Linked DNA regions of Homo sapiens: region 1 is linked to region 2. Evidence: chromatin contacts called from ENCODE Hi-C data. All regions are on one chromosome and are shown on one strand. The core of a region is the stretch at or near the end of the contact, and the rest is flanking DNA. Distances in the headings are between cores, read along the strand shown.

Region 1 (5,229 bases), core at 2,280-4,779, 330 kb after region 2:
TATGGCTTCATTCAGTTAGCCTGGAGGTGCCACAAAAACAGGGATCTTTCCTCTGTTGCATTGGTGCTGCCCCTCCAAGTGCCTTATCAGGCATTAGCCACGGAGTCCAATCATTTATGCGTAGTGGGGGAGGGTGGGTACAGAGTGCTTCCGTTGTCCTGCATCCACCCATGCTCCCTCCAAGGGCTGAAGTAAGGATTACTGCGGTGGGGCAATTCCTCTCCTCTACTCATCCCACCCGAGACTCCTCTGTTACCCACCCCCACCCCCATCTCCAGCAAGCCTTTCCCAGCTTGCTGCTATCATCAGCAATCCCAGGGCTTTCTTGTTGCACTTTTTCAATCTACTACTGCTCCTAGAGGATGTCGTTGGTCACAAAATCCCCCAACTGGGCCACACAGCTCACTTCTCAAGACCCTCGGACTGCACCACTTACAAGAGGGAGGGGTCCCCTGACTCATTCCAAATGCAGCTCGCAGCCTCATAGGAGTCCCCAGACCTCTCCTCCAGTGGGGTAGAGGCTCTGTTGCACTATCCAAAGAAGCCATAGCACCAACAGCATCACGAGCTTATGTTGGAGGGGGCACTTACTGAGTTCAGGCCAATAGTCTGGCCACTCAGCAGAATGCCTCACATATCTGGGAAACCCTCAGGGCCAGAAGCCTGGGGCAGCTGCCACCCTCCCCTGGCCAGTCTCCTCTCCCTGGTGGCCTTCAGCCCACAACTGCAAGGCGGTTGTGGTGTTGGGTGCCAGCGAGAGATAGGGGATATTCTCTCCACATGCAGCAATGAGTGTTTCTTTCCTGCTTATATCTTATTCCCTCCTTTCTCAGAATCTGGCAGTGGCTCCCAATTGCCTCTCAAGTCAATTGAAACCTTCTCTTTGTGGGCCTCAAAACCCTCCACAATTACATCTCACCTTCTGACACCCTCACTCCCACACACACATCACCCATAACTCTGGCCTAGGCACAGACAGTAGAGTAGACAGATGAGGTTGTCCACAAACTGCTCCTGCCTGAGTCCTGCCACAGGTGCCTGAAAGCCCCACCAACAGAGTCACTCCTCTGTGTCCTTTAAAAATGCAAATGTTACCTGTGAGGTGTAAGCAGTAAACCTCTATCAGCTATTAACACCTTGGCCTGGCAGGGATTCTGTCATCAAATTTGCCCGAGCAGTGAGCAAAGCCCCGCCTAAATAATCTAAGGGGGCGGGGGAGAGGACCCAGAGGAGCCCTGAGCAGCCGACGGGAGGGGCAGGAGCAGGGAAGGGGCTCTGACGTAGAAGCCATCGCCGTCACGATTTTACCACGGTCTACATTCTAACTCCGCATCTCTACTTAAAACAGTAAAACCCACTAGTCCTTGCTCCCCTCAACCTTGTTTCCCCCATCCACAATACATTATGCCTTATTTAACCTCAGGGGTGCCTTCATGACAAGCTGCTAAGGTTGAATTAGTCCTTTCACATGAAATACAAAAACAAACAAACAAAAAAACAAGCCATGAAATTGGGTAGACGCTGGCATGTTTGCTTGGGCACGGCCAAGTCTTGTTGAGGTCTCCCCGGGTAGAGCAAGATCTCTTTGCTCAGCGGAAACAGCAAAGGCTTCCCGAAAAGCCTCTCTTAGCTCCCAAGAAGCTGGCAGCTGGGTTCCCCCTGCTTCTCCTGCAGTGAGCTTCATGGGCAAGGAAGGCGAGGGAGGGGCAGGGCCTCCAAGCTGAGGGCCTCTGTGGCTGAACTGGCACACTATCCCGGGTCCTCTAGGCCCAGGTGGAGTTCGCCATTTACCCCGGTCTCCAGCTGGGAAAACTCACTTGGTGCTTCGCTCTGAGTCAGCATAGAATCCCCCACCCTCCACTTCGAGAAGGGCGCCCCCAAGGGAGCCTTGCGCTTATAGCAGTTCCTCCGAAGGCAGGAGTCCAGAGACTGCCCCGCCCTCCGTAAGAGCTGCAGGATGCTAAGACCACCCGGTGGACTCCAGGGTTTTGCACCTGGACCAAGATGCCAAGGGGAGGGGCAGGTCTAGCAGAATTCGGCGTTTGCTGTCATCTGGGGCTCTTTAGTTGCAGCTGCAAGGGTGGAGGTGCCACCTGCTTCTGGGGGAAGGTGTCAAACATTTGCCCCTGCAGTGGTTTCAGTGTGTGTGTATGGGGCTGTGGTGTGTGTGTGCAGGAAACCCAACAGCTCGAGCGTGGAGGGTATGACTACCAGAGTTGGGCACGCTTTTTGCCAGAATGGGGTTCTTAAGGGCTCTGGTGGAGGTGTCTACAGTAGCTGCGTGTGACGGGGGGTTGCTGGGTGTGTATTGGGGGGAAGCAGCAGGTACTGGATCTGCAGTAATGTGCAGTTGTCATGTAGTTTCTCAAGACCACTCTGAGAAAACACACACACACTCACATACACACACACACTCTCCAACCTCCAAAGCACTAGGCTGGGGAGTAGAGGAGTGTGTTTGTGTGTGCATGTTTTAGCAGCGCTAGGGGGAGGTGCATGTATCTGTATATGTGTTTGAGCTTTATTAGCATCTTGGTGGGAGGGGGCAAGTGTAGCTCGCGCTCTCTCTCTCTCTCTCTGTGTGTGTGTGTGTGTGTGTGTGTGTGTGTGTGTGTGTGGTCTTTGCATGGGGCTGACTGTGTGGCTGAGCGCCGGGTATGTTGTGCGGCTGTGTGTGCGTGTGTGTGCGCCTCCGTGTCCGCTTGTGAACATGGCCCCGGGAACCACGCACATGCTTCAGACAGCTGTTTCTGGCAGCCCCTGGGCTCGGGCTTCGCCGGGCACCCCGGCTAAGTGGCCACCTCCTAGCAGCCAGGCCCCGCGTCTCGCCAGCTCTCCCAACTGTGCCCACAGCCCAGGCGCGCACACAAAGGCTCCATAATGAACGCGCTGCACTCCCCTGCGCTCGACTCCTCACCCCGCACCCGCGGAGGCCAAACGAGCCCGCCAAGCCAGAGACTCGCCGGGGCAGTGGGCACGCAACGGGCCGTTACCCCGCCCGCCCAAACTCCGGGCGGCCAGACGTTCGGCGCCCCCCGCCCTGCCCCCGGCTCCCGGGGGCGCCCAAGCGCCAGTCGCCCCCCAGCCGGCCCGGGGCGGAACGCTCCCGCCGCGACCCACCCCCGGTTGGGCTGAGACAGCGGGCGCGCCCCCCTGAAGGCAGCGCGCCTCTTACCTTCCTCCCCCTCCTCTTCCTCCTCCTCTTCCTCCTCCTCCTCCTCCTCCTCCGCCTCCTCAGCGGCGCGGCAGCGGCGGCGCAGCGGCGGCGGCGGCGGCGGCGGCAGCGGGACTAGGGCACCCGTGCCCCCGAGCCCGGCATGGGCTTGGGGCTCAGTGGCGCCGGGCGGCGGGGCGGGCAGAGGTTGGCAGGGCGGCAGCAGCTGGCCCGGGACGCGGGGAGCTGGCGCGCAGGCGGCGGGCTGCGGGCAGGATGGCAGGAGCGCGCGCGGGCTCCTCGGGCGGGCTTCATGGCTGCGCCGCGGGCGGCACCATCGCCGTGGCTCGCTCGTCGCTCTCTCGCTCCAGGAGTGCGGCAGGCTGCGAGGTGACGGATGGCGGCGAGGCGGCCGGACGGCCGAGGAGGGGAGGGGAGAAGGGGCGGGGGGAGGGGGAGGGGGAGGAAAGAGGGGAGTGCAGAATGAGGGGCCTCTCCGGCGCCTCCCGACCCTCGAGTGCTGGCGTCGATTTCCCCGAATGGGAAAGCGGCTTAAAGGCGCAGTTCCTGGCTCGGGTCACTACTAAAAATAAGCAAAAAATTGACAATTGGGGAAAGAATCTCCCAAGAACAACCCAGCAACCCAGCCACCCAGCCTGGCGCTGCCTCACTTCTTGAATCTGACCGTTACGGCCGGACTCTGCCGGGAACTGCTGGCTGCCGAGAGGGCAAGCCAATTTCCAAAGTGAACCCGGGAAAGGGGGGCGGGGAGTGAACTGCGGAGAAGGGGCAGCAGGAACGCTTGCTTCGGAGACTCCGTTCCCTGGCCCCTGACCTTGCTTCTCGCCCCTTGTTTGCTCGCCTTCTGCTGGGGATGCCCTCCCTGCAGCTCCCCTCCTGGTCACCATCGCAAACATCCACACGCACCTTGAGTTTCGGCTCGGGCTCCTGCTCTCAGCGCCTCTCCCCAGCACTGGAGTGTGAGCGGCTTCGAGCCCAGGCCCAACGCCAGGAGCCCACCTCAGTAAGGGAGCGATCTGCCAGCTGGCAAAGGTCTGCTTAGAAAATGCGATTGGTTTGGTGAAAAGGGAAAAAGGTTAAGGTGTGTGTGCATGTGTGTTCACCAGCAGATGGAGGGAGGGTCCTGGCCACACACACACACCCGGAAGGAGAGCAGCTAGGCACACAGCACAGTGCCTGATGAATGATCTCAGGACGTTTTTTAGAGACATGCTGTGAATACTAAACATGCAGCAGCCGAGATTCAAGAGAAGCTCTTGGTCTCCCAGCGGGCTCCAGACCCCTTCAGAGGAGTTTTGAGGGCCAAGAAAAAAGGCCACTCTTCCTTCCCCAAAAAGGGCAGCCTCAGTGGGGACCCAGAGAGACTGGGAAGCTGGACAGTGGGTCTGGGTGGTGAAGTTAAGGCCAGGGAAGAGAGAAGCAGGAGGAAGCAGTGGAGTTGAGGAGCTCCTGGTGATGCCAAATACATGGTGAATTTCCGGGTGTCAGAAGCACCTCGGAGAGACAGTTAAACATTGGCACATTTGGGCCTTGTGAGTTCTAAGGTGAAAAGTCAGCCCTCCTCGATTTCCTCTGTGTTCCTGAACTCTAAAGGAGGCTGTTGGCACAAAGGGATCCATTCTAGTTGGAATATTTCCTCACTTTCGGTTCTTTTCAAGCACTTGGTTAAAGCTTCAGAAGAGGCCGGAGGGCTACTGAGGGGCAATTGTGGGACAAGGGCTGTTCTCCTAGGCTGCACGGAATTTCCAGGATACAGAGGAGAGCTCCGGGCACAGGGCTCCGTGGCTTCCCACAGCTGGGCTCAGCAGTGGAGTAGCTGACTAGCAGATTTGGCCATCGGTCCACTGAGCACACTTTTGCTTTCTTCCTGGCACTTCCCACCTTGAAAAAAGGATGGAAATTCCCTGCATCTGGATGGGAGTAGCCTAAGCTGGTAAACCAAGCTGATGGAATTATTAAAAGCGGATGACAAGTGAAAGTGAAGACATGCAGGGAGAGAAACACACAACATTCCCTGCAAATGCACAGGCAGAGCCCAACCTGAGAAGATGCTC
Region 2 (4,955 bases), core at 2,158-4,657:
TTGAGACCAGCCTGGGCAAAATGGCGAGACCTCGTCTCTACAAAATTTAGCTGGGCGTGGTAGCACACCCTTGCAGTCCCAGCTACTCAGAAGGCTGAGGCAGGAGGACCCCTGGAGCCCAGGAGGTCGAGACTGTAGTGAGCTGAGATTGTACCACTGCACTCCAGCTCTGGGCAACAGAGCAAGACCCTGTCTCAATAATTATAATAATAATAAGGCCGGGCTTGGTGGCTCCTGTAATCCCAGAACTTCGGGAGGCCAAGACGGGTGGATCTTAAGCTCAGGAGTTCAAGACCAGCCTGGGCAACATGGAGCAACCCCGTCTCTACTAAAAATACAAAAATGAGCCCTGCATGGTGGCATGTGTCTGTAATCCCAGCTACTCGGGAGGCTGAAGCACAAGAATCGCTCGAACCCGGGAGGCAGAGGTTGCAGTGAGCCGAGATTGTGGCACTGCACTCCAGCCTTGGTGACCAAGCAAGACTCTGTCAAAAAAAAAAAAAAAAAAAAGTGAACTTCCCAGGTGATTCTAATGTAGCCATCCTGGTGCAGATCCAAGGCCTGAAGTTTGGGTGGGGCTTAAGTGACACTGACTCAGGGTCAAGTCCCATTTCTGCCCCTTGCCAGCTGTGTAACCTTAGAAAACAATTCCATGTCTCCGAGAGCTATGAAAACAAGGCTGCCTCACAGGCTTGTGATGATGAATCAGTAGAAAATGACTATAAAGGTTTTAGCACAGTGCTTGGCATATAGTAAAGACTCATTCATCTAATATTGTTATTAATATATATAAGGAGGTTGGTCTAGAACTCTTCTCCCAGGCTGGAGTGCAGTGGAGCAATAATGGCTCACTGCAGTCTCAACCTACCCGGGCTCAGGTGATCCTCCCTGCGTAGCTGGGACTACAGATGCACGCTAGCATGCCCAGGGAATTTTTGTACTTTTTGTAGAGATAGTGTTTTGCCGTGTGGCCCAGGCTGGTCTTGAAATCCTGGCCTCAAGGGATCCGCCCACCCCGGCCTCTCAAAGTGCTGGGATTATAGGCATGGGCCACAGCACCTGGCCTTAGAACAGGGACCCCTAAAAATTCAGGGGAGGCTGGGCGCGGTGGCTCACGCCTGTAATCCCAGCACTTTGGGAGGCCGAGACGGGCGGATCACGAGGTCAGGAGATCAAGACCATCCTCGCTAACATGGTGAAACCTCGTCTCTACTAAAAATACAAAAAAATTAGCCGGGCGTGGTAGCAGGCACCTGTAGTCCCAGCTACTCGGGAGGCTGAGGCAGGAGAATGGCGTGAACCCGGGAGGTGGAGCTTGCATGAGCCAAGATCGCACCACTGCACTCCAGCCTGGGCGACAGAGCGAGACTCTGTCTCAAAAAAAAAAAAAAAAAAAAAAAATTCAGGGGATAGGCTGGGCACGGTGGCTCACGCCTGTAATCCCAGCACTTTAGGAGGCCGAAGCGGGTGGATCACCTGAGGTCAGAGGTTCCAAACCAGCTTGGCCAATGTGGCGAAACCCTGTCTCTACTAAAAATACAAAATTAGCCCTGTGTGGTGGCACATGCCCGTAATCCCAGCTACTTGGGAGGCTGAGGAAGGAGAATCGCTTGAACCTGGGAGGTGGAGGTTGCAGTGAGTTAAAATCGCACCATTGTCTGGCCTGGGCAACAAAAGCAAGACTCGTTCTAAAAAAGTAAATAAATAAATATTCAGGGGATAAATTAACTTAGATGGGAAAATATTACATCTTTGTTTTCACCAACCTCTAACTAAAATTTAGATTTCCTTCAACTACAAATGCAGAGAACAGATCACGATAGTGTTAGTGGTACCTGTGACTTTGTCCCCAATAGAAATCACAATTTTATGTCACATTACTGTTACTACAGGTATCTTTAAATATGTTTACAATTATCATTACTTTCAACTTGCCATGGTTATGAGAGTTGTTTCTATATATTGTTATTTATTACATTAATAACAAGCACTTCTATAACTATACCAGCTTCCATGTCTCACATTTTATTCTCCAGTAACACTGAACTGCTTTGTAATCCACACCCGGATATCAGCATACACACTGTTCTCAGCCCCAAGCCTCTGTTCACTAGTCTCTCTAGTCTCTCTACCTAGATTGTCCTTCTCTTCTGCCAGAGCTAACCCCTCCTCCACACCCAAGACATGCCACCCCCTATTCCCCCTACACACACCAGGCCTCCATTACCACTTAGTATTTGTACTGTTTTTGTCTGTCTGCAGCTCTGTTTCTGCAGCTAGACCATGAAGTCTTTGGGAGTTTGTCCTGTTTTGTTTACCTCTGAATCCCCACTTACACTATACCTGACACAGGACAAGCACACAGTGACTGTTGAATGAGTTCATCCAAGAAAGAGATGCCCCTTATACCCTCTTTCTGCTCCACCCAGAAAGCTACCAGCTCTGTCTGGAAGTGGGGGCCCCCCTCCGCTTTCTTAGTTTATGCAAAACGTTTTGCTGCTTGGAGTCTCTCCATCCAACGCAATATATGTCAGCAAAGCAAGGCTTCACAGAAGGGAGCCAAGGTGGCCCTGCCCAGTCAGCCTTCTCCTGAGGAGGTGTGCAATATGTCAATACAAGCTGGACTTGTATGCAAATACATACCAGCTCCTGAACTCTATCTCTGAACTATGTAGTTTTTTTATATCTCAATTATATTTACTCTTGATCAACCTGGATATAGTATGGAAAGCTGTACTGAATTATTAACAATACTGCTTGAGAGCAAGGACTACAACAAGGGAAATGTCAAGGGGACAGAATCTTGAGTTTAATGGTGCCAAATGCCAAGAAGGAAATACTTCTACCAGGGCCTCATCCCAAGGTTATGCACAAAGATAAAAGGACTCAGGCAAATATAGAAACAAAAGTCCCAGCAGTTCACAAAACACAACTTAAATAAACATTTATGGGTCTAATATATTTTGCTATAACGTTTAACATGAAATAATTATAAACAAGAGGAAAAAACATAAACACTGTAATTACAAAACAATTTAGTAGACTATAAGTCTACACAATGCAGATGAAATTTCATATTCTACTACCTCCTCTGGCTTTTACCCAAGAACATTTAAAAAAAAAAAAAGCGAAGAAGAAGAAAAAGGGAAATTAATACATCTAAAGGGTTTGCTTTTGAGAGGAGAAATAGAGACTCCTCAGCAGTCTGTTAGAACGAAAGGACCATACTCTCAGTTTTGCAGGTATGGTCAGTGACCCCCAGCACCTCTTTCACCTCTGACCTTGGGATCCTGTCAAGAGCGAGAAGTACGGCTTGTTTTTGGCTTTCCGGCTGCTACAGCATAGAGACCACAACCCCACCTCCATTTTCCCCAAGTTGCAGGGCACATATAGGACCCACAGGGCCTTGGGAATAAGAGTTACAATAGTTGGCCGCTCTTTGCTCTTAATCACAGGCCTGATGCTTGTGGTACCCGGAGGAAGTTTCAAATCTATGGAAGTCCAATCCGCAGGGACTCAGGCCAAGTGAAGCTCCACTAGAAAAAAGGGCGGCTCTGGCCCTAATTGGTGTTCCTGCCTATTAGCTGGAGCTCTCTTAGTGTAGGAGCGTGTTCCTGCCTATTAGCTTGGCCACAGAACTCTCTTAGTGTAGCAGCTCCGCCTCCTACACTTCTTCCCTGCTACTCTTGGAACCAACGCACTGTGGATTCCACCAGGAGGTACCTCTGGTGCCTCTCCGAGCTTCTGTGACGCAGGCAGAGAACGTTCAACGTCTTGGACACTAGATGGCAGTATATGCTGCTCTATTTCAAAGGCCAGACTTGTGAATGAAGGAGCCGATGCGGGGGTGGGGAGTACTGACTGAAATGTAAGTCAGTTTTACGTGAAAACTGAACGTCATGAAAAGTTTAGTTTTTTCAGACACTAATCGTTATTTAATCCTACACATTTAAAGTATTCCAAGTCTCTGAGTCCTGAGAAACCCTGGAAACCCACCACTTGCCCACCCAGAACATCCCTCCATCTTACAGAGCTGGGGCACGCCCCTCAGGCCTGTGAACATGCAATCGCTACATCTATTGAAAGGGTAACGACAGACGGAGATCAACTAAGGTGGCAGGTAAGGTTCAGAAAAGGAGAAGGACAACAAATTTGGAGAAATAGGAGAAGGTAAGTGAAGTGAGGAAAAAGAGGGGGTGCTGAAGTAAGAAATGAGGGGAAAATAAGGGAAATGGCGGGGGTAGGGGAGAGAAAAATGAGAGAAAAGAGGAAAGGGGAGAAAGGGGAAATGAGGAAATAGAGAAAAGGAGAAAAGAAATAAGGAAAGAAAGGTAAAAGAATGGAAATGGGGGAGAAAGTAGAGGAAATGGGTAAAGAAAAGAGAAAAAATAAGGGAAATAGTGGAATGAGTGGAAGCAGAAGAGCAGAGAGAAGGAAGGGGAGGACTGAGGAGAGACGGCGAAGGGGCAGAGGGAAACCGGGACAGAGACTGCCTCTGAGGGGTTCAGGGAAGAGAGGACACAGCGAGCTGGGGAAAGGAGGTGACGATATCGTTAAGTAAGCAGAAAGAGACAGAAACTGAGGAGAGTTTGAGCGTGCTTCTCTGAGTTTTGCTTACGGCATTTATTGGGTACTCCTAATGTGTGCCTGGCACTCTCTGACTCTCTGCAGAGGCAACCGCTCTCCTTGCACGCCCCCCCCCCAGAAAAAGGGGGGCTTTGGAGGGCGGCAGTTTAAGGCTACAACACTTGGGGCTCTCGAGGGCGTCGTCTCTTCTGTAGGGGGACCCATTCGAGGTGAGACTAGAGACATTTGCCCTCACGCCGAGCTCGAGCCCCGCGAGACCGGGCCACTGAGGGGGCACGGCAGCCCGGGTGGGCTGCGTGCGTATTTCTGGCGGAGGATGCGCCATGAGCGCTGAAAGAGCCTGAACCGAAGCGTCCGGCTCGCCGAGA

What was found. A loop is a pair of places that touch in the nucleus more often than their neighbours do. Pooled maps may share reads with other maps.
Region 1: a loop to region 2 is called in a map of B cell, with 17 times the contacts of the local background. The contact joins the promoter of FRMPD3 here to the promoter of NCBP2L in region 2. A Hi-C loop is called at or near these places in 1 of 168 maps with a recorded cell type or tissue (B cell), 5 of 37 single-sample maps with no recorded cell type and 14 of 50 pooled maps.

Annotation. Positions count from the first base shown.
Region 1 is chrX:107,447,952-107,453,180 of GRCh38, reverse strand. FRMPD3 (FERM and PDZ domain containing 3) reads right to left here and starts at 3,529. Exons shown (of 15, transcript NM_001388459.1): 1 at 3,176-3,529. RefSeq lists enhancers at 1,408-2,322, 4,157-4,657.
Region 2 is chrX:107,776,185-107,781,139 of GRCh38, reverse strand. It overlaps NCBP2L (nuclear cap binding protein subunit 2 like), which reads right to left and starts at 3,407. Exons shown (of 2, transcript NM_001348372.2): 1 at 3,282-3,407.